Regions from separate parts of the Mus musculus genome. Here regions 2 and 3 are each linked to region 1. The links are chromatin loops, found by intact Hi-C in ENCODE. Cell type or tissue: heart. All regions are shown on one strand. Links, peaks and the distances in the headings refer to the core of each region. The heading gives the core; the rest is flanking DNA.

What was found. A loop is a pair of places that touch in the nucleus more often than their neighbours do. Peaks named below come from ENCODE experiments on the same cell type or tissue, not always from the same donor. Only the 100,000 strongest peaks of a DNase experiment are listed, where the experiment ranks them.
Region 2: it touches region 1 in a loop (5-fold over the local background); 32 of 42 quality-filtered maps call a loop at or near these places.
Region 3: a loop joins it to region 1, with 7 times the contacts of the local background. A loop is called at or near these places in 34 of 42 quality-filtered maps.

Annotation. Positions count from the first base shown.
Region 1 is chr15:81,826,450-81,836,327 of GRCm38, reverse strand. Tef (thyrotroph embryonic factor) reads right to left here. Exons shown (of 4, transcript NM_017376.3): 4 at 9,465-9,878. Among named protein-coding and RNA genes, the nearest start is that of Tef, 20 kb to the right of the region's middle. In heart, for the core only: CTCF peaks have their summits at 4,535 and 4,744 (motif pointing left); DNase peaks (open chromatin) are centred at 897, 1,997, 3,917, 4,687 and 2 weaker places; H3K4me3 peaks cover 638 bases; H3K27ac peaks cover 1,552 bases.
Region 2 is chr15:81,900,305-81,910,182 of GRCm38, reverse strand. Aco2 (aconitase 2, mitochondrial) reads right to left here. Exons shown (of 18, transcript NM_080633.2): 5 at 6,549-6,707; 6 at 6,177-6,327; 7 at 5,316-5,420; 8 at 4,240-4,331; 9 at 2,652-2,757; 10 at 536-693; 11 at 268-341. Among named protein-coding and RNA genes, the nearest start is that of Polr3h, 21 kb to the left of the region's middle. In heart, for the core only: CTCF peaks have their summits at 1,217 (motif pointing right) and 5,033 (motif pointing right); a DNase peak (open chromatin) is centred at 6,188.
Region 3 is chr15:81,913,527-81,923,404 of GRCm38, reverse strand. It overlaps Aco2 (aconitase 2, mitochondrial), which reads right to left. Exons shown (of 18, transcript NM_080633.2): 16 at 9,593-9,725; 17 at 9,046-9,167; 18 at 8,268-8,777. The coding sequence ends at 8,643. It overlaps Polr3h (polymerase (RNA) III (DNA directed) polypeptide H), which reads left to right. Exons shown (of 6, transcript NM_030229.4): 2 at 900-996; 3 at 4,644-4,730; 4 at 5,074-5,137; 5 at 6,004-6,205; 6 at 6,740-8,375. The coding sequence ends at 6,793. Among named protein-coding and RNA genes, the nearest start is that of Polr3h, 7.7 kb to the left of the region's middle. In heart, for the core only: CTCF peaks have their summits at 5,356 and 5,567 (motif pointing right); DNase peaks (open chromatin) are centred at 5,284, 5,584, 6,004, 7,554 and 2 weaker places.

The sequences.
Region 1 (9,878 bases), core at 646-8,645:
TATCTGGGCCCTGCAGCCTAGAGCCGGTTCTGCGGGTGCCAGGGCTGGCACAGACCCTCACTCCTGGAAAAGAAGGAAGTGGGGGTGGGGGTGGGGTGGGGCAAGACCGTGGCGGATTACAGACTGCATTTTCTCTCTTGATCAGGGCATCGTCCTCTACTTCTGTGCTGCCCCAGGGAGGCGCCCCTAAAGCAGGGTTGCAGTCACTGCAAGGCTGCTCAACACTGCTGGATCCAGGTTTCCACAACAGTCACCCCCCACCCCACCCCGAAACCTCAGCGCGCGCACTTATACACGGGTCACCTTAGCAAAAGCTGAGGTTCTGGGTTCTCAGAGTTTGGTTTGATTTTGCTTTGTTTTCTAACAGTCAGTCGTTAGACATCCCAGGCTGGCCACTGAACCCACGAGAGTCTGTTTACCTCCAAAGTGTCTCTCTCCAAACTGTCTCTTTATAAACTCTCCCCAGAGTTTATAAAGTTTGGGAACCAAGTCAGGTAGGAGGGGCAGGCCGGGGATTGAGGCTGCATTGATTTTATGAGGTGGGTGGAAAGTCGGGGCAGAGAGCATGTGATAGATAGATGGAGGACAGATGGGGCCAGGAACAGCCAGTCTTGACCTTTCAGTCCCCAGCCCTTTAATGCTTACTACTAGATACAGCCAACCCCAGCCTGGACCTGGACCTTGCCCCCATTTATCAGGTTTGGAGAGGACATGAGACTCGAACAAAGCCCGTTCCAGAATGCGGCGGACTCAAGACCCAATTTAATTCCTTTATCCTGGCATTGGTTAGACATTGACACCAGGATTGGAGAGATGAATAAAAATGAGGGTACAGCTATTAAGAAAAGGTTGGCCCAGGAAGAGAAAAACCATAGCAATAATCACTGCCATTATCATGACTGTGGTCTGACGGCGCAGTGGTGGCTCAGGGCTAAAGCCTGCTAGAAGGTTCCTGGGCAGAGACAGGTGAGGTCAAGCCACACAGCAGAGGCAGTACAAGTAACTGTTCAGAGGCCTGAATCAGCAATCACTTCAGAGATCTGGGAGCTCCTGGTGAGGCTGAGGCTTATGGGTGCAGATTCAAGAGAGAGGAGGCTGCCCTGAGGAGAATCTTGGTCAGATGATGGGCTGGACTTTGTTCAGAGCACAGCAGGGGCAGGAGGGGAAGAGGGAGAGGTGAACTCCAGCCTCTTTCTCACCCCTAAGGTCCATCTTGGCGATAGAGCTGGTTCCTTTCTCACTAGCTACTGAACTAGGAAGGCCAGATCCCATCCTAGCCATCCGTGATGTGCTTGGGGGTCTGGCTTGGAGCAGGCCACTCTGTCCACCCTGGGTCTTGGTGTCATCTATAACATTGACAGCGCTACTCCCGACCTAGCCGCTCCTGCTGCTGGGAGTGAGGAGCAGGGACGGGGGACGGGGGGGGGGGGTTGGGGGGGTTGGGGGGGGTGTGTGGCTCTGATAGCCCATCAGTCACATCAAAGGCTGAATGAGCATCTGCTCTGGGAGTCTGCCTCAGCCCTCCACTGAGGGGAGGGAGGCTCTCTGCCAACTAATGCTCCTCTCACCCATGCCCAGCAGACTTCCAGGATCACAAATGCTAAGCCAGACTCGCTAGCTTGTGTCCAGGGACTCCCATCTCTCTCCAAGTGGGGTCTCAGGCACAATCTCCCTGGTCCCCATTTTTTTTTTCAGATGCAGTTCGGAATCTCTTGAGGAATGTGACTGGTGACCCCTTTTGACCCTAGACAGGTGATGTCTGCAAACACAGCTTCCAGGCACAGAAAGGGGTAGCTCAGAAGCCCCTCAGCTCCTCCCCCTGCCATGTCCCCTCTCTGCTATTTCCAGCCTCTGCCAGGGACATCCTGTGCCCCTGTGATGTCACTAGGCCCTAGGAGACCAGGCTCTAGCTGACAGGATGTATTTTTAAACTCTCAGACCTTGGCCAGCTCCCCACCCTCCCCTCAGCTTACCCCACCTCACACTCCCTGTCCTGTTCCCAACATCTCAAATTAGTACGTAGGCTTGGCAGGCACCCTTCAGGCTCCTGAGAGGCCATGGGGAAGCCAGGCCAGTGCTCAGTGTTTGTAGTCACAAAATCCAGGCCTGCCCAGGTAAACAGATGGGTCTCATGAGAAGGAGCTGCTTGAGTCTCCAGGAGGAACCTAAAACCCAGAGAGTAGAGGGGAATCCGAGATCCCAAGGCCAGGGCTGACAGTCATCAGGGAGGCTCTCTTGGAGCAGCTACCCAAGCTGACTTTGGTTTTCTTTTTGTTTTTTTTAAAGATAAGGACCTAGCTGTGTAGACCAGGCTGGCCTCCAACTCACAGACATCCACTTGCCTCTGCCTCCTGAGTGCTGGGATCAAAGGTTTGATCCACCATTGCCTCTTAACAGTTCAATTTAGAGCAGCAAGAAGGTAAGGCATAGACTCTGGACCTAGACAGACCTCAGTGTGAATCCTGCCCATGGCATTTCTCAGCTGGACTGCTCTGTGCCACTGTTACTTGCACAGTGGAGTTACCAAAATGTAGTTCCAGAGGGGCTGGGAAAGACTGCTTGGGAACACACCCGAGAAACACCAAGCTTATGTCCTGACAACTAGGAGTGTTTGGACAGCGCCAGCTTCTTTGTCTCTCTGTAAACACTGCTGGGAAACTTTAACAGTCCAGTTGTGGATCCTGGGACTCCAACCTGGTCCTTGTCCCCAAGGCTTAGAAGTCTAGAGGTTATGGGGATATGAAGGAGAGTACAATGCTGACAGGGCCTCCAGGAGACATCTGGGGTCAGGGGAGTAGCCTTGACACTTCGTGCGAAGGATGAGGGCCTCAGGCTCTACATACCCCTGAGGACTCACTTCTGGCAAATGGTTCAGGATGCTCTGAGAACTACAGAGCCCTATATATGCTTAGAGTCCCCAAAACTCTGGGAACCTTTCTACCTCCTGCTAACAGCCCACTCCCTTTCATCTCCCCAAGGGACATATTATCCCTTGAACCAAAAGAGCAGGCATATTTATTTCCTAGCAGATGGGCAGAAGCCCAAAAGAGAAGGATCCTAGGCCCCTTCTCTAGCTCCACACTGCAGTGTGTCAGCAAGAAGGTCCCCAGGGCTGGGGTTTAAAGCCAACTCCCTGTGTGAATCCTTGGGATCCTGATTTTTCTCTTTTAAAAATAAGGTGTTTATTGTTTTTAATTATGTATGTGCCTATGTATGTGGAGGTAAACACAAGAAAATGTCCACAGAGACCTCAGATGTCCGAGCTCTCCCAGTTGATGTGGATGCTGGGAACCGAATTCAAATCCTCTGCAAGAGCAGTTTGTGCTTTTAACCACGGAATTCTCAGTGTTCTCATCTGTAAAGTGGGTAGAAAATACTTCAAAAGGGGGTTGGGTGTGTAGCTCAGTGGTAGAACACATACCTATCATGTTTACTGCCTTGAGTTCAGTTACACACACACACACACACACACACATGGCTTAAAGGATTATTCTGAGAATGAAACAGATCACCGTTTACACATAAATGTTTGATGAATGTTCAGAAATTCAGCTAGCCTGACTCTGAACATAGGGAAATAACCTTCTCCATCACTCCCTCACCCCCTCAGCCCCTGCTTCCAACCCCCAACCCCCAAGCAGGTTCACACAGTCTCCTTGTTTAGGGGCCAGGGTTGAGAATCAGTGTTATGCTGGCTTAGGAGGAAACACCTGCAAGAGTCTGAATGTAAACACATGTAAATATCATCCAGATAAGGAAGAACTGTCGCAAGAGGGAGAGAGATTATTCGAGTCAAAATGGATGGGGCTGGGAACAGTACAAGTGGGGTGTCCAGCCCTCTTCAAGGGTACTGCCACACTCCTGACTGAGTTGCTCATTTGGTTCTGGGCCTCCTGGCATGAGGAGGAGATTCCCTCATCTCTTGGTTCGTGGCCTTCTGCCAAAGTGAGAGGGATCCTGGAGGTAGGTACACATTTACTCTTAGGCCTTGATACACACACACACACACACACACACACACACACACACCCCTGAAGATGCATGAATATTTCAGACCACAGGCCTCAGGGCAGGGGAGGCCCCAGAGACTTCCTATTTGACAGCAGGACATTAAGCACCTGAATTTCCTGTCTACCTACTGCTTGCCTGTCTGTATAGAGTCCTCACCTGAGAACACCCCTCAGTGCGTGGTGGCGCACGCCTTTAATCCCAGCACTCGGGAGGCAGAGGCAGGCGGATTTCTGAGTTCGAGGCCAGCCTGGTCTACAAAGTGAGTTCCAGGACAGCCAGAGCTATACAGAGAAACCCTGTCTCGAAAAACCAAAAAAAAAAAAAAAAAACAAAAAAAAAAACAAACGCCCCTCAGCCTCAGTTATAACAAAGCCGGCCACTTCAGCAACCCACAGTCCTTGCTCACATTTATCATTCCTTTTGACAGATGGGGAAATCCAGGCTCCGTGCCAGCCTTGTCAATTGTATTCAGAGTTCTGGGGAAAAGAGGGTAAAGCCTCAGGCTGAGCCTCTCATCCAGAGCCTAAAAGTTCAGTCTGTGGCTGTCGATCCCCTCGCTCTCCCGGGTCTGTGGATATCCCTAGACCTTATGCACTACAGCCGTCGGAAGGCCAGCAGTGCAGAGTGGAACAGCTGGTGCTCCACAGCGCCATCTGGCACAGAAGGTCTGTCCGGAGGCTTTACCCTGAGGACAAGTCCCCAAGCAGAAGAACCCTAGGTCACTGCTCTGAATGTGCCTGAATCGCCCGCCACCTACTGGTGGAATGGCATTGAGACCACAAGGCCTTGTGCTGGGATTCCGGTGGCAGCTCCCTTGTGGGTCCTGTCAGGCAGTCGGTAACAATGAGCCAGGTACAGGCAGGTCAGGCGCCAAGAAAAGCATGAGTCTAAGGAGGTCTGCAGAAGCCTCTCCAGACAGCGCAGAGAACAGTAGGTGCTGCGACGCGGGACGTGCACCTGGTCAAAGACTTTGACCCTATGTACCAGGGAGAACAGGAAGCTGGACTTTGTGGGGCTTTGGGTGTGTGCTCAGGTTTGGCTCTGGGGAAATCGGAGCCACTGGGCATGCTAGATGGATACAAAGCTGCTGCGGGAAGAACGGACACATCGGGAATTGGGAGAACGCTGCGTATTCAGGCAGAAAAATGCAGCTGGCCTGGAGAGGCTGGTGGGATGGCGGGAAACGGCTGCATTTGAGAACTGGAAGGGTTGTTGTTGGATAGGATCAGGCTGTGAGCTGAATCAGGGCATCAACAGCTTCTCTGTGAAGAGAAATGGGAGGGAAGGTACCTACCTGCACATACAATCCTAGCTGCTATATAGGAGGCTGAGGCAGGAGGATTGTTTGAGCCTACAGGTTCAGGAGCAGTCTGAGCAAATCAGAAAAACCCTGTCTTGAAACCAAAATGAAAACAACAAAAGAAAAAGGAGAGAGAAAGGAAAATTTAAAAAGGTGGGAAGGGAGTGGTGGCTCAGTAGGTGGAGGCTCTTTCCACTAAGCCTGATGCCCTGGGCTCAGTCCCTGGGACTCACATGGTGGAGTCTTGTGACGTGTGCACTGTGGTGTGCGTGTGTGGGTGTGCACTCACGTGCATACACACAGGGAGAATAGATAAATGCAGTAAATTTTTTTTTTTTTTTTTTTTTTTTGGTTTTTCAAGACAAGAGTTTCTCTGTGTAGGCCTAGCTGTCCTGGAACTCACTGTAGACCAGGCTAGCCTCGAACTCAGAAATCCCCCTGCCTCTGCCTCCCAAGTGCTGGGATCAAAGGCATGTGCCACCACTGCCCGGCTAATTGTAGTAATTTAAGGAAGAAAATGAATGAGTCAGATATGGTGGCACACTACTTTGATCCAAGTATGTAGGAGGCAGAGTCAGGTAGAGCTCTGGTACAAGGCCAGCCTGGTCTACATACAGAGGAACAGGCCAGCCAGTGTAGTGGCATTTGTGAGAAATCTGGAATTTTCTTTCTTTCTTTCTCTTTCTTTCTTTCTTTCTTTCTTTCTTTCTTTCTTTCTTTTCTTTTTTTTCTTTCTTTCTTCCTTTCTTTTTCTTTCTTTCTCTTTCTTCCTTCCTTTTTTCTTTCTTTTTTTTTTTTTTAACACATATAGTGTAAGAATGTGTGCCTTCATTTTAATCCCAGGTGTAGTGATGTGGTGCTGCTTCGGGCGTCCACAGCAGCTGACTGTGATTTGCCTGCACTCTACCAGAGGCGTGGTTTTGCCAGCTGCAGACAGTTTCTGAGATTGTATGATTTTGTAACTCTGGGGACTTTTCAGAGGAGAATATAAATGCTAGGATCCTGGAAGGTGTAGTGGGAGGCTGTTGGTTGTACAGGAGGGGTTGCCTGCAGTTTTAGTATTTGTGCTCAAAGAAACAAAAGAAATTAGATTCATTCTCTCTCTTCCTCCTTCCCTCTCCCTCCTCCCCTTCCTCTCTCATCTATCCTTCTCTCCTATCCAGTGTTAGGGGGTGAAACTAGGGGGGATAAACAGAGGAAAAAAGAACCCACAAAGAAGTAAAGACCAGATACAAGGCAGGATTAGATAGTGAGACCCTGCCTCAGAAATGTGTATACACAACACACACACACACACACACACACACACACACACACACAGATAGCTGCCATCACCAAAAAAGCTCCCCCCCATGGGTGCTGAGTTCCATACAGCTGTATAGGTGCCCCTTGACCACAGACACTACATGCTAGCAACCCCCAGGAGACATTAGTCTAGTAAGAATGGTTTATTAGAGAATGAGCTTCGGGACTTGAGGTCACAGACCCAGAGAGGTGGGCAGGATCAAGGAGGTTGTGGGTGAAGAAATGCTTTGCTCTCATGGGAATCACTTTCCTTTTTGGACCTCAGCTGTTTGTAAACAATGTCACTGTGAAGGTCCTGTCCCATGTGTAGCTAGGGCAGAGTGACAGCTGGGAGGGGGCACAGGTGTGGGGTGTAATATCCCTCCTTAACCCTCCCATACGGGAGCACCAAGACAGCAGATCTTGCTGAGGTGGCCCTATGCCTTTAATCCCAGCACTCAGAAGGCCAGGAGTTAAGGCCAGCCTGATCTACATAGTTCCAGGACAGCCAGAGCCCTGTCTCAAAACAAAACCAAGCAAACAAAGACCAGATCTTATTCTTTTATACTTATTTATTAGGGGAAGGGTAAGTGTGGGTGTGAGGTCAGAGGACAACTTTCAGGAGTCACTCTGGTCTTCCACCATGCGGGTTCCAGGGGAATGGAACTCAGGCTATCAGGTTTAGCTCAAAGCACTTTTAACTGCTGAGTCATATTGTCGGCCCTTCATTTTTTACCTGTTTATTTTTAGACCAAGAACCTAACCCCTGAGAAGGTGCTGCCCTCAGCTGAGTCTTCCACTTCAATTAATCTAATCTAGATTATCCTCACATGTATGCCCTGGTGCCAACTTAGTCTAGGTGCCTGCACACAGGTGTGCCAGGAGCTTTGCCTCCTGGGTGATTGTAGATCCGGTTAAGTTGGCAATCGGTCTCGATCATCAGGATATGAACCCAGGGTTGGGGAGCCATTCATGCAAGTGTGAGACAGGGTCAGGCAGCAGCCTCCTCTTGTGTGGGCATCAGTCTTCTCGCCACTTCTGCCAGGGAGGCAGGGAGGCTCAGCAGTCCATGGGGAGACACCAGATCTGGTTTTGGCTACTTTGACTGACTTCTGGTAGCCAAAGGGAGTTGGAGGGTGGAGTCTGCTGTCAGCAAGGCAGGGCCAGGCACCCTGGCACCCTGGGTAAGGAGGTAATGGTGAAAGCTGTGAGGGTTCAGAAGTCAACGAGACCTGAGATTATGAAGGCACAGGACCTGGGCTGCTGTTCATCCCAAGTTTGCATCTCTGCTCTGAGAGTGGGTGGGTGATACCTTAAGTTGTTCTGAGCCTCACCTACTTCTGTAATGTTCTTTTCAGCATGGGTGTGTGTGTGTGTGTGTGTGTGTGTGATTGATCGATCCTGATCTCTCTCTCTCTCTCTTTTTTTTTTTTTTTTTTTTTTTTTTGGTTTTTTCGAGACAGGGTTTCTCTGTATAGCCCTGGCTGTCCTGGAACTCACTCTGTAGACCAGGCTGTCCTGGAACTCAGAAATCCGCCTGCCTCTGCCTCCCGAGTGCTGGGATTAAAGGCCTGCACCACCACGGCCTGCTCGATCCTGATTTCTTTTTCTCTTCTTCTCCTTCCTTCCCTTCTCCTCTTCCTCCTCCGTCTTTTTTTTTTTTTTTTTTTTTTTTTTTTTTTGAGACAGGGTCTCTACATAGTCTTGGCTGGGCTGTCCCGGAGTTCACTATGTAGACTTAGACCAGGCTGGCCTCAAATTTAAGAGATTGCCCTGTCTCTGCTTCCCAAGCACTGAGACTAAAGATGTGCATCACCATGCAATGCTCAGTATTTCTTCCTCTTTAAACAAGGATGTCCATTCTAGAGTGTTCTGAGGTAGTGTAACAGAACAGTGAGGTACTTCACGTGCTGAGAGGCAGCACAGCTGGAAGCAGCAGACCAAGGTCTAAAGATCTTTCCCCTCACCAGCCAGGACCCCTAAAAGTCAGCCTGGAGTACACACAACCAGTGGAAGGCAAGCAGAGGTTTATAGAGTGCCCCAGGGCCTGCTGCTGCCTGGATCACCATTTTAAAGAAAGGCTTCTGGCTGAATGTGGTCAAAGAGGTGGACCAGTGGTTAAGAGCCTGAGCTATAAAGTATAAAGAGAATTGGGAGGCAAATGGATCTCCAAGTTCCAGGCCATCATCTTGGTTTACAAAGCAAGTTCCAGGACAGCCAGGGCTACACAAAGAAACTCTGACTTGAAAAACAAACAAACAAACAAAGAGTTCTTAGTGCTCTTGCAGAAGGCCTGAGCTCTGTTTCCACCACTCAGCTCAGCCAGTTCACAATCACCTGTAACTGCAGTTACAAAGGATCCAATGCCTCTTCAGGTCTCCACAGGCCTCTGCACTTAAGCATATATCCACATACAGACATGTATATATAGTTAAAAGTTATGTATTGATTAAAAAATGCAACACCTTACAGGGCAGTGGTGGCGCACGCCTTTAATCCCAGCACTTGGGAGGCAGAGGCAGGAGGATTTCTGAGTTCAAGGCCAGCCTGGTCTACAGAGTGAGTTCCAGGACAACCAGAGCTACATGGAAAAAACCCTGTCTCAGAAAAAAAAAAAAAAGCAACACCTGTTATTCCCAGTACACAGGAGGATTGTGAGTTTCTCAGTGTTTAATTTGCAGATCAGATTTTTTTGGCTGTTCTAGAACTCATTCTGTAGGCCAGGAGTTAGGAGACTCGGGCATCTAGCTGGTGTGTACAGAGGTGTTGCCTGGGATTCCGAAGAGAGGAGGTTCTCTGGCTAGGTTCTCATGCAGGCATATATAGACAGAAAATAAAGGAGGGAATAACAGAAAAGACCACTGCCAAGTTCTCGTCTCAAAATATTTAATTTTGTTTGAAAAGGATACATTCCCAACTTCCCTCCATAACACATCACTCCGGCCCACCAGCAGGGACACACTCGCACAGGCACACACACACATGTAAGGCCAAAGGGCTGCTGTCTGCTTCCACCTCTGCAGCTGGGACAAAGGGCTTTTCTCCTGGCCTCTTTCCCACGGCAAAGGTAGGGAGAGGGGCTGCTGGAATGCAGCTCCCAGGGAGGATGCAGAGCCCACACACTCTACCAATCACATGCACTTAGAAAAATAAAACCAAGTGGTGTTCTGGCATCCAACACCAAAAGACAGCAATCTCTACCTGGAAATCATCTTTGCCTTTTTCTAGAAAATTTTATTGCACTTAATTAACAGATGTTAAAGAAGCTGTGGGTAGGGCTTTG
Region 2 (9,878 bases), core at 928-8,927, 74 kb before region 1:
GTCTCCTCACTTAGGCAGCTACCTGCTCTCAAAAGGCTCCATCAGAGCCACCAGCTTGGCTTCTAGGATGCAGCCTTTTTGGCTTCTTCCTGTCAGACAGGACTCAGTTTCTGGCTACTCGGGGCTTCTGTAGGGCTCTCTGCGTGCCCGTCCACGTCTGACAAGGACTGCTAATGTGTAGCAGTGCTGGAACCTTCTCTGGCTCCGGCTGGAGTCTCCACTATTTACCAAGGAGCAGAGGCTGCTCTCTCAGGATGCACTGCTTACCTGTCCCACTGGCCGATGCAAGGGCCACAGGCATTGGCCAAAACGATTCCACCCACATCCCTTAAGATCTGTGCCTACAGAGGATAAAGAAGACAGAAAACTGTCAGGGCCAGGTACAATGCTGATGGCAATGGGTAAGGCAGCAGCCTGGAGCATGAAAGGCTATGCCTGCATTGCCTTAGCCCAACAGTCCATAGCTTGTTCCATCCTGAAACACACATCAGCAGGCATGATGGGAAGCGAGGGGCAGGGGCACGTGAACACTCACATAGCCATCCCGCTCAATAGTGGCACGGATCTGCTCAGAGCCTGGGGTGATGGTGAACTGGGACTTGCACTTGAGTCCGTGGGCCAATGCCTGCTTAGCCACAGCTGCTGATCGTCCCATGTCCTCATAGCTTGAATTGGTGCAGCTGCCAATCAAACCTGGTATATGGTAGGGTCAAAGGTCAGGGGAGAGGAACCAGAAATCTCCATCTGACCTGGCACAAAGAGATCAACTGATCTGGGACAGATTATTTCTAATAGACATGTTGGAAGCAACCTAAATATCAGCAATAAAGAAGGCTACTCATAACCCAGTCATTCACAGTCACTGACCATGGCACTCAACACAGGTCATACTATATCCATTTCGCACAAACTTTATTCCAATGTATAAGTACACATAAAACCCCAAAGGCTTTTCTTTCTTTCTTTCTTTCTTTCTTTCTTTCTTTTTTGTTTTTTTTTCGAGACAGGGTTTCTCTGTATAGCCTTCCCTGGCTGACCTGGAACTCACTCTGTAGACCAGGCTGGCCTTGAACTCAGAGATCCACCTGCCTTTGCTTCCCAGGTGTTGGAATTAAAGGCGTGTGCCACTACTGCCCAGGGCTTTACCTTTTTTTTTTTCCTTAAAAGATTTATTTATTATTATAAATAAGTACACTGGAGCTGTCTTCAGACACTCCAGAAGAGGGCGCCAGATCTTGTTACGGATGGTTATGAGCCACCATGTGGTTGCTGGGATTTGAACTCAGAACCTTCAGAAGAGCAGTCAGTGCTCTTAACCACTGAGCCATCTCTCCAGCCCACCTTATTTGTTTGTTTGTTTGTTTGTTTATGAGGCAGGTTTCACGTAGCACAGGTTGAAGTTGAACACCTGATCTTGATCTTCCTGCCTCACCCATCTGAATGCTAGGATGATAAGCATGTGCCCTACTTTAAGGCTAATGCTAACACATTCATAACGAATATTGCTTAATGGAAGCTGATAGGATAGTTCTATTATATTTTCTAGGATATTTTTGTTTTCTGCTTGTTTTATTTTTTATTTTGTTTTTTGTTGTTGTTGTTTTGTTTTTTTTGAGCAGGGTTTCTTTGAGTAGCCCTTGTTGTCCTGGAATTCGCTCGGTAGACCAGGCTGGCCTCGAACTTGCCTCTGCCTCCCAAGTGCTGGCATTAAAGATAGGCACCACCACTGTCCAGCTTTCTGTTTGCTTTCTAATCAGAGCAACAAAGATCTTTTAAAATCCTTGTTAAGGGCTGGAGAGATGGCTCAGTGGTTAAGAGCACTGACTGCTCTTCCAGAAGTCCTGAGTTCAAGACTTGCTTTTTGAAGTTCCCCTTCTTAATTGAGAACATGTATTAGCAGGAGGCACATGCATATTTATACTGAAAATGACCTCCTTTTGTTTATCCAGAACCCAAGTGTAGTGCTCTATCTGGCGACTCTTAGCACTCCCGCTTCTCAATCTTGTTGACATTGTTGAGTCAGCGACAGCATGAGAGTGTGAGTGCTCAGATGTTTGAGTCAGTGACAGCATGAGAGTGTGAGTGCTCGAATGTTTGGAGGGTTCACACCAGGCCCCGGTGTGACTACAGGCGGGAGGCTGTGAATGCTCTGGACGGACACTCAGGCTGAACTACAGTAGCAGTGTGCCAGTGTGTCTGCATGTGTGACGTGTGCAGACAGCAGCATGGCGCATGATCTGTGTAAATGTACCAAAGTAGATTTACAGGCCGTGCAGTGGTGGCACACGCCTTTAATCCCAGCACTCGGGAGGCAGAGGCAGGTGGATTTCTGAGTTCGAGGCCAGCCTGGTCTCCAGAGTGAGTTCCAAGACAGCCACGGCTACACAGAAAAACAAAACAAACAAACAAAAAGTACATTTACATAGAGATGTGCATGTTCATGTATACAGTAACACAGGAATGTTCTCAAAGGCTATTTCTGGCTAAAAGTCAGAGTTAGAGGTATTTTAAAACTCCATGTGAAGTACAATAAGCATGCATTCTTTCTATCCCAAGCACAGGTAATATCTCAATAACCAGAGACCTCAAGAAGTACCATGAATGTGACTGTCCCCAGGTACCTATTAACCCATAAAGTGGAAGGCACTCACCTACTCTGATGTCCAGAGGCCAGCCTTCCTTCTCTGCCACAGTCCCCACATCTGCCACTGGGTGAGCCAAGTCAGGGGTAAAGGGCCCATTGATATGTGGCTTTAGCTGAAAAGACAGGGTCAAGGAGCAGAGAGACAAGAAGTAGAGTGGGGATGGATGCTCTTCACAGATTCTCCCATTTCTTTTTTTTTTCCTTTTTTTCTGAGACAGGGTTTCTCTGTGTAGCCTTGGCTGTCCTGGAACTCACTATGTAGACCAGCCTGGCCTCGAACTCAAGAAATCCGCCTGCTTTTGCCTCCCAAGTGCTGGGGCTAAAGGTGTCCGCCACCACTGCCCAGCTAAGATCCTCTCATATCTATAGAAGGAACTGTCTTCTGTCCTCAGGGCTCAAACTTTGTCATGGGAGACAAGTGGGCAATAGGTTGGGGTCGCCCAGCACTTGAGTCCCCCAGTCAGGCTGTCTCAATTCAACATGGTACACACAGGAACTGAAGGGTAGAGTGACGGGCCTCCTTCAGGTCACAAGGAGATGACAGAGGTACAGAAACAATCTGAGCCACCTGCCTCACGAGTCCATTATCTCTGAAACTACATTGCTTTTGAAGGAACTGGGCCTGATGGTGAGGACTGAATTTCAGCTACTTGAGAGGCTGAGGCAGGGGACTGCCAGGTAAAGTCCACCTGGGTTAGTTAACAAAGTTCAAGGAGAGCACAAGAAACTTAGTGAGACCTTCTTAAAAAGAAGACATAGCTGGGCATTGGTGGCGCATGCCTTTAATCCCAACACTCAGGAGGCAGAGGCAGGCCATCTCTGGGTTGAGGCCAGCCTGGTCTACAGAGCAAGTTCCAGAATAGCCAGGGCTACACAGAGAAACCCTGTCTCAAAAACAACAACAACTAAAAATCACCCAACCAAACAACAACAAAGAGGGCTGGGGACACAGATGTGCTTGCCTAGAGTTCAAATCTAGTACCAAGGGTTGGGAGAGACCATAAACGTTCCTACTGGAATCTTGCGACAGACAGGCCACAGCATACGCTTTTTTATGAGGAATGACTAACAAATATGACATGCACAGCAGAGTGCCTGGCACACAAACACCAACACACCAGACTCTTACTCCATGAACTAACCCATGCCACTCACACCCCCCTTAGGAAAAGGATGCCTACAGAGGCAGGTCAGCTAGCACAGATCCATAGAGCCAAGACTGGCATGAACAGCCTGGCTTCTGTTTGCTCTAGAGCCCTTCCTTAGCTCGCTGAATACCTGTCCTGCAGGTGTCAGGATGCCAACTCATTGCAGCTTGTCCTAAGAACTCAAAGTGAGCCCCCAGGGCGAGAGCTTGGCCTCCACTAAAGTTTTGGAGTGGCAAATGGACACTCATGTCAGACTTGCTTTCCCTATGGCTGAATGTCATGTCCTTCTGTCTGTCCCCAACTCCTGCCTGATTTAGGCCCTAGGAATAAAGGGCCAACTGCCTTGCTAGATGTGCTGATAGGACTTGCTCCCCTACCATCCTGCCTAGTGCCAAAAAATAAAAGCCCCACCCTCAGCAGTCCCCCAAACTCTACTTCTCCGCTCACCTCATTGAGGTTAATTTCAATCACTTGGTCATACTGGCAGCCAGGATCAGGCACTAAGTGATCCTTGAATTCTTCTGCTAGGTTGGCAATGTCTGGAATCCACAAGGGAAGAGAATGAAGCAGAAACTGGTTTTAAGACTTTATTTGTACGCCTGAGCCAGATACCTGCCACTTACCAAATAGCAGGTTCCAGGCAGTAACTAAGTCAACAGAGGGACAAATCCAACAGCCCAAAATGCTGCCCCTGCCCACCAGGAGCTCAGCCTCTTGAAGAGGCTGTCAGTGAGCCGAGAATGAGAAGACATAAGAAACACACGATATGGAAAAGTACTGGGATTATAAGCACACTCTACCACATAGTGTCTGAGAATCAAAAAGTTTTGCCCGCAATAGAGTTTCTCTGTGTAGCCCTGGCTGCCCTGGAACTCACTCTGTACACCATGTTGGCCTTGAATTCAGAGATCTACCTGCCTTTGCCTCCTCAGGGCTAGGTTTAAAGGTGTGTGCCACCACTCACTGGTAAGGAGCAGAATTTTTAACAAGTCACTGGATAAAAAGAGATGAGGGTAGTCCGGGTAGGACTTGGGCGGCTTTCAGCTTCCCAGGGCCTCTAACCTGCAGTATCTACCCATTCGCCTACACTCTCCTGCCTTACCAAGTCCTAGCCCTTTATTTCCTTGTTTGAGCATCAAAGAAACCTATGAGAAACTTGAAAGTTGCTGGGGGAAGCTGGGAAGTTCCCTCAATCAGAGAGCAGTTATACAGAAGAGACCCATGTCACTTCCAGAGCTTCCTGTAGGGGGCGCTGGGGATTAGGCAAGAAAAGAGCAGAATTTAGCCACCTTTTCCTGTGAAGCTCACATGGACAACCTGCAGCAGGGATAATTTGGATGCCAGAGCCTTTCAGAGGCTGAAGACATAATTAGAAGCAGTCACACACACCTACCTTGTCATCTACCTGCAGGGACTTCTGGGCCTCTGCATGGCAGCCAGCCTAGGGATACCAGGCTAAATACACATGCCTTCAGGATAGGCATACAGTATGGCTGTGTGCTCACCCTGCCCTAGGAGCTCACCTGTTCGGCCTGTCTTGCTCAGGTACTTTTTCATCCTGTGGTTGTATGGGAACACTGACGTAGTGGCCCCAATTTCTGCACCCATGTTGCAGATAGTTGCCATGCCTGCGGAGAAACAGCCCAAAGCATGAGGCTACTAGGCCCTAGGTGTGGGCCCTAGTACCTGCCAGGAGTGCACATAGCTCTCATACAACGAGCTGCATCGCTTCCTTCCTGGCCTACAAGGCCACCTAGTAGCAACAAGTATCCCTCCCCCAAAGCCCATGCCAGAGAAGAGACCTCAGCACTCACAGCACAACTCTAGCTTTCCTGCTATGCAGAGCATATAGCCCTTGTGTATTGATCATGGACATGGCCACTACTGCTTAGCGATTATAAAGAAGTAAATGCTGGCACTGGATTTACATCTCAAGTCTGTCTGCCTGGAATTCTGCCCTCTCAGTCACACCAGGGTCCTACGTAAGTAATTCTTGGAGTCTGAACAATAACAATGAAATAAATTAGGTATAGAACATATGAAATACAGATATGAGGACTGCTTGAACTCAGGAGGATTTTGGTTTTTTTTTTCAAGACAGGGTTTCTCTGTGTAGCCCTGGCTGTCCTGGAACTCACTCTGTAGACCAGGCTGATCTTGAACTCACATCTGCCTGCCTCTGCCTCCCTGGTGCTGGGATTTTACAGTAGTTTTCAGTTGTTCCATCAGTTCAGCAGGTTGTTTCTAGCCTGACCCCCACCTCTGCGTATCTATTCTCAGCCCACACTGTTGGGACCGCCTCAGGGGAAGACCACCTTAACTACTGCTTCAGGTCCATGAGCTGAAGCTCGGAGGTAGAGACACTGTGGGGCTGCCATCCTCACCAGTGCAGGAGATGGAATCGACACCGGGTCCGTGGTATTCCACAATAGCACCTGTGCCACCTTTCACCGTGAGGATACCTGCCACTTTCAGGATCACATCTTTGGGTGAGGTCCAACCAGAGAGGGAGCCTGTCAGCTTCACACCGATCACCTGAAACAGTGGGCTAGACAAGTACAGGCACTACACACCACACACCACATCCAAGGAGGAATCACGTAATGGAGCTTATATTCCCTTGTATTCTTCTTCAGTCCTACTCCTCACAAAAGAGAATCTAGCCTGGCTCTTCCATCCCATACCCACAGTTCCTTATGTATTCCCACCAGCCTCCCTTCTAGCTAGGCTAGAACAAGTTTTTCCCTTCCCCTCACCTTGGGACACTTCAGCTCCCAGGGGATCCCAGCCATGACATCCACAGCATCAGCACCCCCTACTCCAATGCAGATGCCTCCCAGGCCACCACCATTGGGGGTGTGCGAATCAGTGCCGATCAGAAGAACTCCAGGGTATGCATAGTTTTCTAGAATGATCTGAAAAAGAACCAAAGATCTTAAGCTTAGAAGTCTTCAGAACAGAATTGAAGTTGGACCCCAAAAAAAGGATACATAGAACTACCCCCACTGACACCAGACCACCCAGCCATGCCCAGGTATTCTTCAAGTATGGGGTACGGGCAGCCTCAGTTAGACTACATCTACATATCCAGGTGGCCCGGCTCATGCATAGCTTTAATAGTTTCTACTGTGTGACTTGGGTCTGTAACTGCCTCCCCGTGCCTCAGTCTCCTCATGTAAAGTACTCAGGTCATCTTAACCTCACGACGTGGGAAGAAGTGGACAGACTGGCACGTCAGAATGTGCCCCGTGATGAGCCTGGAAAGAGCTCCTGACAGACCTATGATGTAAACTGCCCAGGGTAAGTGGTCCGCCTTCCAGGCTTCTAATCAGGGTAGACTGTTCTGTCAGGAACTGTCCCACAGGGTATTTAAATAAGCACCGAGATGCCAGGAGCTCTCCAGTGTCTGAGTAGTACACAGCCTGCCTCCCAGGCCTTCATACCCTGGAGGCATCACTTGGCCTGTTCGGCAGGGCTGCTCTACCAAAAGACTCTCCAAGCTGTGAAGGCCAGGGTATGAATGCTTTCTAGAACACTGGGTAAGAAAGCAGGGGCAGTAACCCACATCAGTTCTACCCATGGTTCAGGTCCCTCCAAGGTGCTAGATTCACGGGAAGGTCCTTCTGGGCTAAGTGTGCCAGGCTTTTGCCTCCCCACCCTGCCTTGTTTTTGTTAGGTCTTGGGCAATACACTTAACCTCTCAAGGCTTCATCTTCGTCTCCTATACTAACAGCTGTCATCTCGCTAGACCACTGTGATGACTGAATGACAGATATCATGTCATCCATATATAGGCAATATTTTATTATTTTGCAAGAAGATCCTTCACCTGGGGTTCAGCTCATCTGCCTGGGGAAATTAGCCCACTCCTGGACACTAGGAAGAACAAGGGTGAGGAGAGATGTGAAAGGCTCTACAAACTATCAGCACTGAATGTGGACAGGGTTGCTAGGCTATCACAGACACCCATGTCTCCACAGAAGTGAGGCATCTACCCATGGACTTATTAGCATGGCATGAAGGGCCTTCATCCCTTGGAGATGGAGAAGGCTAGAAGGGCTGACACCTTCCTTCAATGGTGGCATCTAGATGGACAGAGCTGGCCAGTACCACTCTTCATTTCCCTCCCTGTCACTTGTCTCAGCCATATGCAAAGATGTGGGAGTAGCAATCCCTAAAGAGCCACAGGTTAAGAAATAACTCATGAAGGTGAGTAACACAGAATTCATGGTGGTGAGCATGGTGCAGCCACACATGTAGTTACCGTCCAGGAGGAGAGGTTAATGTAGATCTAAGGTCTACAGCCTCTCAGCCTCGAGTAAACTGTCTAGTGTTGGCAGTGTCTAGCACCACAATGAACCAGCTGGAACAATGACCTCACCAATCTATGAATGCTGCTAGGTAAATATGGGCTAAGAGTTGAGAAGCATATTTTGTTTGTCTGTTTGTTATGAGACAGGGTCCTGAATTGGGAACCTCCTCCTTCAGCTCCTAAATGCTGAAATTATAGGCATGTACCATCATACACCCAGCAGAAAAGTGTATGTTACGCTAGACTAACATTTATAACATCACATTAGGAATTCAACCATCTACATACACAACACATACAAACACTGAGGCCCAATTCTGTAGTCACCTAATCCTCAGTGACACAATCCCTGTGCCTACATAGCTCATTACATAGTGGAAAAGTACTGAGCATATGCTGGGAACAAAACTCCAAGTGGCCAGAGCAGCTCACCTGGACCTGAGTGCAGGGTGTGGGAAGACCAGGGAGATGAAACAGGCAGATTAGAGAGCTAAGCTGCAGAGGAGCTGGGTCTGCCAGACCAACAGGGCAAGGGACGGGGCTCCATCTGAATGCAAGCTGCTGACAGCTTGACACTGAGGGACAGAAAAGTAAAGCCACGAGACACACACGGTGTGATGGTTTGGATAATAATAGCCCCCAGAGGCTCATACGTTTCAGTGCTAGTCACCAGTAAGTGGCACCATTTGCAAAGATTAAAAGGATCAGGAGGTGTGGCCTTGTTAGAGGAAGTGTGTCACTGAGGTAGGTGGCCTTTGAGATTTCAAAAGCCCATGCCAAGCCCAGAGTCTTGATCTGTCTAGGGATCACAATGTAGATCTCAGCTGCCGCTCCAGCACCTGCCTACACGCTGCCATGCTTCCTGCCATGATGAAAACGGACTAAACCTCTGAAGCTGTAAACCAGCCCCAGTTAAATGTTTTCTTATAATAGTTGCATTGGTCACAGTGTCTCTTCACAGTAATAGTACAGTGATTAAAACACATGGTTCCTGGAAATGTTTTTTAAGAGTCATGCTGAATGCTTAATAGGTGACAAAGAGCAGGCCACCACTCACAGCCCCACATTTTGGCATAAGAGCTGCCAAAGTGGCCTAAGCCTGTGACCTAAAATGGAATTGGGGATACCTGGATTGGGGTGTTCTCCATATCAACAGGCTAACCAAGGATAGGTCTATGTGCCTTTCTGCCCCATTGCAGAGAGACACTCTGGTCCTCAGAGATGTGCAACCCTGGCAGATCTGTCCTAAAGGACAATGCAGCAATCCATTCTTGGCTCTGGTTTCAGAGATGGGCATAGCCAGGGACCTAAGCACAGTCAGCCTGGCTCAGCTCCTCTAGAAGGAAGCAGTATCAAGGCCTGGGATGGAGTAGGGAGAAGAGCCATCCTGGAAGTGCAGAACAGATCCCACACATACAGGAAGGATGGCTAATAGACACGAACCAGGCTAGTCCTCAACAGTTGCCTTTAATGGAAGGAAGGCTGTACCTCCCTCATACACACACATGCAACAACTTTTTTTTTTTTTTTTGAGTCAAGGTCTTAATATGTAGTCCAGTCTGGCCTTGAACTCACAAAGATCTACCAGCCTCAGCCCCCCACCCCCTATTTTGGGACAAAAGGTGTGTGTTCCCCTGCCTGGCTGACTTTCATCTCTTTGAGAAAGGGTTTCACATTGTAGGTCAGGCTCTTTAGAACTCAGCTTTGTAGCCTAGGATGCCCTCAAGCTCACAACAACCTCTTGCTGCAGCCTCTTGAATGCTGGGATTACAGG
Region 3 (9,878 bases), core at 728-8,727, 87 kb before region 1:
CCTGAGCAGCTCTTGTGAGGGCTGTGGCTAGGGGTAATATTGGTGGTAGACATGTAGACACTGAGCCAAGTCATTTAGAACACCAGGGTGTGTTAACACCAAGCTGTGTGGGCTTCTGGTCTGCGGAAGTGCTTTGGCCACATATCCCTGTCTGTGTGTCTGAGGCGGTGTGAGAGTGATGGAGTTCTCAACACTTCCTGGCTGTGATCTGGGGCACAGACTTTGGGACACTGGGATGTGTAACTTTTTTTAAAGAAAGATTTATTTATTTATTTATTTATTATATGTAAGTACACTGTAGCTGTCATCAGACTTTGGGACACTGGGAAGTGTAACTTTTTTTAAAGAAAGATTTATTTATTTATTTATTTATTTATTATATGTAAGTACACTGTAGCTGTCATCAGACATCCCAGAAGAGGGCATCAGATTTCATTACGGATGGTTGTGAGCCACCATGTGGTTGCTGGGAATTGAACTCAGGACCTTTGGAAGAGCAGTCAGTGCTCTTAACCGCTGAGCCATCTCTCCAGTCCCCTGGGAGGTGTAACTTAAGCAGGGACAGTAAACTTGGTCATTGTGGTCTGACCCGGCCACCGGTCAACTTCATGTCCATCCTATCCACTTAACGCTCTAGCTGCTGTCTCAGATTTGAACGTGGAAAGTTGAGGCTGAGAGGCAGAGTAGTGTCCTTGCTGGTCCCGCAGGGAGGAGGCAGAGCTGGCTTGTCACTCAGGCCCTGCTCTTTCCAGAGTTCTGCATCCTGAGGTCCCTGCCACAGTCACCTCCTGCAGTCTCAGCTTATGTCCATTAGTGAGAGGGATGCGCAGAGCTTGCTTGTGACCCTGAGGGTTTCGGAGGAGCCGGGCCCTGGGGTGACTGCATGCATGTGTGCACAGGTCGTATACAACGTGGGACTCTGCATCTGTCTGTTTGATATCACCAAGCTGGAGGACGCCTATGTGTTCCCAGGGGATGGAGCATCCCACACCAAAGGTGAGTGCTTTCTCTTGGGGTTCGTTTCTCTGTAACAAAAGATGAAGCTGCCATTCGTCTTGAGGTGGTGGGAGACCTGGGCCCCAGTCCTAACTCTTCAAGGAATTGACTTCAGTGACTGGGCACTCGTGCCCTCTCTGGGCCTGAGTTTCTTTACCTGTGAGACATCAGTGTGGATGACTACAGGTAAAAGCCACCAGTTTGAGATTGTGGTTCAGCCTGTGTGTCCCTAGGGCTCGATCTAGTTAGTGCCCCTGCTACCTGCCACCCCCATACTGCTCATTGCTTGGTGGTGAGATGGCCCGCTAGGCAAGGGCCCTAAGCTGCGGCTGTTAGTGCCTGGAGAGCAGAGAGCAGGGGAGAGCAGGCCAGTTGGGTCTACGGACCTAAAGGGGAGGTAGGACACAGCGATTAAAAGTGTCCTTTGGGGCCAGCAAGTGGCTCAGGGGTAACTAATGTGCCTGTTACACAATCTGGAGAACTGAGTGCGCAGCCGTGCCCGCTGATCTCTGTATTATGGTATGTATGTGTGCGAGGGCCTGCGCAAATGCACGCGTGAGGCCTCTGAGCAGGAATGCTGATGCAGGACTGTAATCCCAACACTTGGGATATAGGAATAGGAGCATCAGGAGCCCAGGCCAGCCTGAGCCATCCAACAGTGACAGTGGAGTCTATACTTGAGGGCTTCCTGGAGGACTAAGGAATTAATACAGTTGAGCTCAAGCTGGGCCTTGGCACTGAGGGAGTGTGGGGATCCTTGTCTCTGTTAGTTCTGTGGGCTGCTTGGGTGGTGGTCCTCTGGGCAGTTAGCCAGGGCTGGTCTGAAGTTCTGTGCCTAAGTATGTCTTCAGCATACCTGGATGCCATTGGCCAGAAGATGCCACATGGCTAAAACTAAGGGCTAGAGAATGAGACTCTGCCCCTTGTTGAGGGAAAATGCAGTAAAACCGAAAGGTCCGTGCATCTGCTGGGCAGAACCTGCAGGAGTGGTGGGCGGAGCTTGTGGCCAGGGCGTCTCTGTAGCTTTCTCTCCTGGCACTGGACAGCAGTGTAGATCCGCAGCCTGCCCAGCAAAGTGACAGACAGAAAAGCCACAGTGAGCCTTGTCTTTGTGTTGGCCATCTTCATAGCCCAGAGATAGGTGGGTGAGTGTCCTGGGGTGTTTGGAGATAGCATGGGGTCTGTGCGGGCACTCTGCGACTCATCAATTGAGCCCCAGGAAACAGGCTGTCTTTGTGTGGACTAGGCATTCTCGTGAGGAGAAAAGGGAGCCCAGAGTGGAGAACGCTCTGAGGAGCCCTGTTCTCAGAGAGGAGTGCCAAGCCACGCTGGGCTCTGCACTTGGCCAAGGGCAAGGCTTCTGTTTTCAGAGAACGCTGTGAGCTAAGCCAAGAGCCTGTTGTCCAGAGGCAAGGGCTAGAAGGTATCCAACCTGAGGAAGGCCAGAAACAGTGCTGCCCTCACACTGGCAATGTTTGGCACTTGCTCTCCAGGATTGGATTGGATCGCCCCAAACACCCTGCTCCCCCTACATTTCTTGTCTCCTGGTGGGAAATGTCAAGTACAAGACCCATGTTTGACTCTGGCTCTGAGCCTAGGATGGGGCCTGGGCAGCTAAGCACACTGTATCACACCATGCGAGCGCCACTCGGGCTCTACAATCCTTGGAGGGCCATGGAGCACTGCAGGAACCTCAGAAACTCAGGGTCAGACTTGGGGCAAGCCTCTTTATTCCTGAGCATTTTTGCTGGCCCTCTTCTGCTTTCTGGCTCACCAGACCAGTGCCGCATGTGAGTGGAATCAGGAATTTGTCCTTTTCACAGAAACAGCACACCCCAAGGGTTGGGGAGCACCCATCCTGGGATCTGTTTGCTTTATGCCTGGTAACTAAAAGCCAATGAAACATGCCCTGGGCAGTCTGGGGGCAATGAAGTACAGTCCTGGGGATGGAAACTCAAGAGCCTCATGCCACATCTCTAGTCTTTTATTGTTTTAAGACAGGGTTTCTCTGTGTAGCTCTGGCTGTCCTGTAACCCACTATGTACACCAGGCTGGCTTCGACCTCACAGAGCTCTAATTCCAGGGTTCTGGGATTAAAGGCATGCGCCATCATACCCAGCTCCAGCCTTCCTTTTTTTTTTTAATATTTATTTATTTATTGATCTATTTATTTGTTTGTTTTTTCTTTTTTTTTTACTTTTTTTTTTTTTTTTTTTTTTTAAAGACAGGGTTTCTCTGTGTAGCCCTGGCTGTCCTGGAACTCACTCTGTAGACCAGGCTGGCCTTGAACTCAGAAACCTGCCTGCCTCTGCATCCCAAGTGCTGGGATTAAAGGGGTGCGCCACCACTGCCCGGCCCAGCCTTCCTTTTCGAGGCTGACTGTTGTTCTACTGTGTGTACCCTGAGGTGCTCACCGCTTGCTTTCAGACATGGTGGTCAGGCTGTGGGCCCTGGGTTCAATGCTGTGCTGTCCCAGCACATGCCCAGCTAAGCAGGGCTTGGGCCTGGCAGGAGCTTTGAGCTGAATGCTAGGTCTTATGGAGGGAGGGCACGGTGTTCCATCCTGTGCGTAAGTCACCCATGGCGAGACTTAGCAGAAGCCTCGGTCATGTTCAGGTTGTCACCTCACCGAAGGTAGAGTGCAGTTGGACAGAGCCAGGCATGGTAGGCCCTGATGTCCTAAGATGGGTGCTGGCAGGCTAGGCAACTGAAGGAGTCCTGGTAGAAGCCAGTGCTGGTAGTGGGTCTGTCTGAGGAAGGTGCGTTCAGCATGGTGGCCTTGTCTGCGATTCTCAGCTTGTGGTCACAACTCTTTGTGGGTTGAATATCAGATACTTGCATTAGGATTCATAACAGAGCAAAATTACAGTTATGAAGTAGCAGTGAAATGATTTTATGGTTGGGGTCACCACAGCATGAGGAACTGTATTAGGAAGGCTGAGCACCGCTGCCTTAGAGTCTATCCATGGCTGAGTGGGCAGAACTGTGTGGTTGGAACAGGACACAGCCCCTGAGCTGCCTCCTCTTCCTCTGTGTGGTAGAATACGGTGTCTGTCACAGGAGGCTCATATGGGCAGTCTGCTGGCAGAGAGCATCTTCCTGGGTGAGAGGGCCAGTGAGGTGTGGCCTCTGCTGTTGGCACAGCTTCAGCTGGCATTTTCCTTGGGTTCAAGTGAGCAGGAACCCATGAAGTCACCTATGTGTCGCCCTCACCACAGCCGAGGCAGGCAGCCTCGGCATTTTTAGTATCCTAACCCAGGTCAGCTCTGTGCTGAGGGTCAGCTTGCTCAGGCCTCAGGAGACAGGAACTTCCTTTTTATCCTCTTGGAATGCGAAGGACAGCCTGAAGGTTGTTTGGAATTGACTTTGGAGTGGCTGATGGCCCAGATTGAGGCTCAGGTATGGCTAAGATGCATTTGGAAGCCAGCCTCAGTTCCAGGGCAGCAGCTGCTGATGGTTCCTTATGGGGACCAAGCTGTGACCTTGCATGCCTTAGTGGACAGACAGGTCTAGGCCTGAAAGAAGACTCAGCACGAGGTGAAGTGCTGGCTAAGTGAGGTGGGCATTGGCGAATATGAGCAGCTCTAGGCTCTGCGGCCTTCTTGGAGACCTGGCGTGACTCTTAACCGTGTGGCCTTCTTCTCTAGTCCATTTCCGCTACGTGGTGTTTCACCCCTTCCTGGATGAGATCCTCATTGGGAAGATCAAAGGCTGCAGCCCAGAGGGTGTGCACGGTAAGGTGCCCTGACCCCTGGGGTAAGGCTGGAGCACAGTGGGGTGGGCAGTAGATGTTGTAGCGCCAGACGAGGGGTGCCTCATCCCCTCATGTTCTCAAGGATGGAGTAAGGCCACAGCTTAGGGGCTGAGATAGGTGCTGAGCTGGTGGAGGTGACAGGCTCTAGTCCCTGTGGTCTCTATATGCAGTGAGCTGGGAAGGCTGGAGCTCAGGACTGGGAGCTGCCCGGGGCTGCTCAGCACATGTGGGTAGTATAGATACAGAATTGCGACTTTGAGGGAGGAGGGGACACCTGGGCCACACAGGAAAGAGACCCCATCTCATGTCATCATTTCTTCCAGTCTCTTTAGGGTTCTTTGATGACATTCTCATCCCCCCTGAGTCACTGCAGCAGCCTGCCAAGTTGTATCCTCTCAAGTATGATTTGAGGCAAGTGGACAGCCTGTGGTGACCCTGGCAGCTCTGTGATCTGCCACTGCTGGTGGTGCTGGTGTGAAACCCCAGGCCACCTCTGCTTCCAGTTCTGACCATGGTATCCACATGCCCATGTCTGACAGGCTGGGTAATAGAGCTGTACATATCTTTGGGGCTCTTGTCACCCCTAGTCACTTTACTCAGGCTGTCTCTGCAGGAGTCGGTTCAGATGTCCCCAGCAGCTTCACCCTGGCTGGTTGCCTCCATTTCCCAGCATGTGGGGTAGAGTACAGAGCTGTTTGTTTTCACCCCAGTTCTGGGACTGTTTTAATGGGAATGTCACTGGTCCCAGGAGGGGCTCAGGTGGTATGTGACAACTGCACTCATGGTTCTCGGCAGACATGGAGAATGCAGTGTGCCACTAGAGGGCAGCATGGCTCTGTAGGGTATGGGGAGGAGTAGGGCAGGTGCTCAGCCTCTCCTCTCACCCAGGCCTGCAGAGACTGTGGCCCTGCTCTGTTGTCTCTCCTCCTCCTCAGGCAGGCGGCAGTCAAACCTGCCTCTCATCTTGAGACCAGGGCAAGCCCACGATCTGCCTGCCTGTTAGATTAGTTAGATTAGGACTAACAGAAGTGCAGGGCACCCAGACAATTCTCACTTCTAGATGCGGGACTGTCATTCTCATCTTGGGTCCTGGTACAAACTGGCTCCTCTCCAAGGGGCAGAAGCAGCGTTCACTGCATTTCCTAGCACAGAGTCTCAACCTAGGGTTGGTTTTAACTTGGGTAAGTGCTTCAGAGACCCCTCAGCCTCATGTACTCCCATGACACGATTGTGGCCTTGACGCTGGACCCCAGTGATGAAGCGGAGCAAGTGTGGGTGTGGGAGTACGAGACGGAGGAAGGAGCGCATGACCTGTACATGGACACTGGGGAGGAGATCCGCTTCAGGGTGGTGGATGAGAGCTTTGTGGACACATCCCCCACAGGACCCAGTTCCGCCGAGGCTGCCTCTTCAAGCGAGGAGCTGCCCAAGAAGGAAGCACCATATACACTTGTGGTAAGCTGACAGGAGACTGCTTTTTTGAGGTTTCATTCCTAGAACCCTTTTAGCAGGTCAGGTCTCTTGTGAATGTCATCTGCCAGTCACACTAGTCTGCTTTTGAGGGCTGGGACCATGAGGTGACAAGGTTGCTGTAGATGATGGGCAGGCAAGGTGAAATTTTGGGTATCATGATCTTTAAGGCTAGAGAGATCAAAGCTGAGGCTGGAGCAGGGCTCCAAGTGTTTCTCAGGCTGCTCCCTCTGGGCAACTTTGGGAGCTCAGAAAGACAAGTCTGGGGTTGAGGAAAGATTACCTGATCCCACTTAAGGCTTTGGAGTCTCTTTTCTAAAACCCTGGCGAGCTAGGGCAGAAATGGTGGTATGGCTCCCAGTCTCTCCATAGCCTCCTAGCTGTTGTGAACCCTGACCTTCCTTTGCTGTGCTGGGCCTGCTAGGTGCTGAACAGGGTAGGGTACTAGTCCCTCGTGTCCCGGGCAGTCCAGCTCTGAGTAGTGATGAGTGTACTTGTTTGTTTTTCTGTCTCTGGCAGGGATCTATCAGTGAGCCAGGACTAGGCCTTCTCTCCTGGTGGACGAGCAACTAGCCCTGGAGCTCACAGTGACTGCCCAGCCTGAAGACCCTGTCCAGACTTGGGAAAGTAGAGAGCAGTTTGAGTGTTCTCCAGAGCCAAGCTTGGTGGGACCAGGAGCAGTGACAAGTGCTTGTCCTCTCCCTCCCCAGCACTGCTTCTCTGGTCTGGAGCCACCCTGAATCGTCTCCAGAGTGTCATGGATCCAGGCTGGCTTCTCACTTGCTGTATAGCATAGAGTAGCCTGGAGTTTCTGATCCTCCAGCTGGGATTCCAGGTGTGCAGTGCCACCTTGAGCCTATGTGGAAGGTAGGGATGGGTCCCAGGACTCGTGCACACCAGGGAGGCATTCTCCCAGGGGAGCTGCTTCCCCATCACAAGGACTGTTTGGTGGTTTTTGTAATTTCTTCAGGGCTGAGGATGGAACCCAGGGCCTCTTTCATGTTAGGTGGGTGTTGTACTACTGAGCTAGGCCCAGTCTATCCTATGAACTTCTGGCTTTCAGTGACGCAGAATACATTTAATAAATACTGGTGGCAGAGCAGGAACCTCCCCTTTTCATTAGCTGACATCACCATCTAAGGTCACTGAATTGTCAATCTGGGATAGCATGTCCTGCCTCACCCCAAGGTCCATTTAGAGATGACCTCTCCCAAGCCCACAGGCAGTAGATCTTTGTTTATGGGACCAGACTGAGTACTGAACCTAGTGGCGGTGTGATAAAGGTAAAGGTCACTGGACGGGGGTTTTGGGTCGGTGCTGTCAGCTGCTGCTGACGTGAGAATACCGAGCAGCACCCTTACTGCCAGAGTCTGGTAGGCAGAGCCTTCCAAATGAGCCAAACCCCTCCCTGTCTAGAAAGTGGAGATGGAGGCCTACTCATAGGAAGCCTGGGGCTGCTGCTGCCTCAGCTGACCATGAGGGCAGCCCCAGGTCCACAGATGACTGTCTAGTCCTACTGTCCCTTTCTCACTGGCACTTGTGTGATAAATACTGTTTTGTGACATACTGCCATGGCCTGCCTGGGCCTTTACATGTGAGATTTAGCTGATGCAGCCTAATGGAGAGAGCCTGTCTCCTCACATCTCTGCTGCGGAGGCTAGAGGGGCAGACAGCATGCAGCATTTGATTATTAGCTGTGTCCTGGGGCAGATTCCTTCTCAGGCTGTTTTAACTCTGTAGTCTACACTGGACTTGAACTCAGACCCATCTGCCTCTGCCAGGATTAAAGTGTGTGCCACTAGCAGCAGCAGCAGCAACAACAGCTTTGTTTTTAAGGTAGGCGCTGTGCCTACTCTCAAGGTAAAGACCAGGTCTAGTACTGTAGCCCCGGGGGAACAGAGGAGGTAGCTCTTGGTCTCTGAAGCTCTCCTCTACTGCAGGTACTTGTGACCAGGGTCCAGATGTGACCAAGGCCTGATGGAATCTTTGCTTGAAAAACCCTCCATTAGCTCATGCTGGTAATAGTAGACATCAATCACTCAGGCAGAACATTAATAGATATGGATCTTTTTTTTTTTCTTTTAAGAACAAGTTTCTCTAAAATCCTTCAGCCACCAGTGAAATGATCAGGCAGAATAAAAACTTCTGTAGAGGGAGTGCTGTCATCAAAAATAAATACAGTTGCATGGGCTGCTCAAAGAGAAACCAAACTGAACAGGAAGGCGGGGCTGGAACATTATCTTAAACGCCCTCAATGGTGGTTCACTGGGCTGAGGCTAGGCAGGAAGCAGGTCTGGTCACCATCTTAGAGCAGGAGGTCATGCTGCACAGACCAGATTAGGCTCTGATGATGCACATGGACCTGTGACAAAAGTGACATCCAGCAGGGTCCAGAGTGGGTCAGGACAGCCAGCCTGGCTCCTCACTGCTGCAGCTCCTTCATCCTGTTGAGGGCACTGCCTGCACGGAACCACTCGATCTGGGTCTCGTTGAAGGTGTGGTTCAGGAGGATGGTCTCCTGGGTCCCATTGGGGTGCTTGATGACGCACTTCAGAGGCTGCAATAGAAGAATGGGTGTGGGCTGGGGAGCAGACGGTGCTCCGAGGAACACAGTCCTCACTGGGGCCTCTTAAAACCCAAGATTGTATCAGGCAAGCTGTTGGATACTAAGTGCCAGGCCAGGGCTCATGTCTGGGTTGGCTTTCAGCTGGAACACGGATTTACAAGAGCTGTATGAATGGGTGTAGCAGGACAGGAAACAAGGCGATTGCCCAACCCCACCCACCCAAGAGATCCCAGGTTTGTTTCCCTCTTCCTAGCCTGACCTTTCCAGGGGCAAAGTCCTTCAGGCCTTGAATGGTCAGCTTGTCCACTGGATGAATCTTGTTATAGTCGGAGGGGTCAGCGAAGGTGAGGGGCAGCAAGCCCTGCTTCTTTAGATTGGTTTCTGTTAGACAAATATGAAGTTGCAGTGTGGTTCCTCTACCCAAGGCTCCTCAGGAGCCCCAGGCACTCTTCTCTAACACAAGGGATATGAGACAGACCCCACCCGAAACCCCAGTCCTACTGTGGGGCAAGCAGGCCATGGCTCCAGCACCCAAGCCTGCTGTGTGCCAGTGACCCTTTTCCACAGTAGCACTCCAAGCAGGTCTGCATTAGTCTGGATGTACATGCTGCATCCCTTAGATTTCAACTGACAAACTAAGAACCAAGACCAGTGTTATGGATATCAGACTTGGGCAGTGCCACCTTGGCCTTGGGTAGGTGGGACAGGCTATGAAATATGGCCGACTCCAAGTCAGCCATGGCAAAGTAGTGACCTGGAGCCTTGAGTGAAGGAGCAGCACTTGTCAATGGGGATGACTGGCTCACCGTGGATCCTGGCGAAGCTCTTGGTGATGATGGCCCGGCCCCCAAGGTGGCGAGGCTCCAGTGCTGCATGCTCCCGGCTTGAGCCCTCACCATAGTTCTCATCTCCAATCACCACCCACCTGATGCCATGTTTCTGTCAGGCAACAGGGACAAGGAGTGAGGCAGCGGAGGGTGCTGCCTGAGGGCTTGGTGGTGGTGAGGTACACATGAGAAACAAACTAGAGGAAATTGCTATCCCAACACCCAGGAGAACCCTGCCCGGGAGTCAGATGAGTCTCAGCATGTG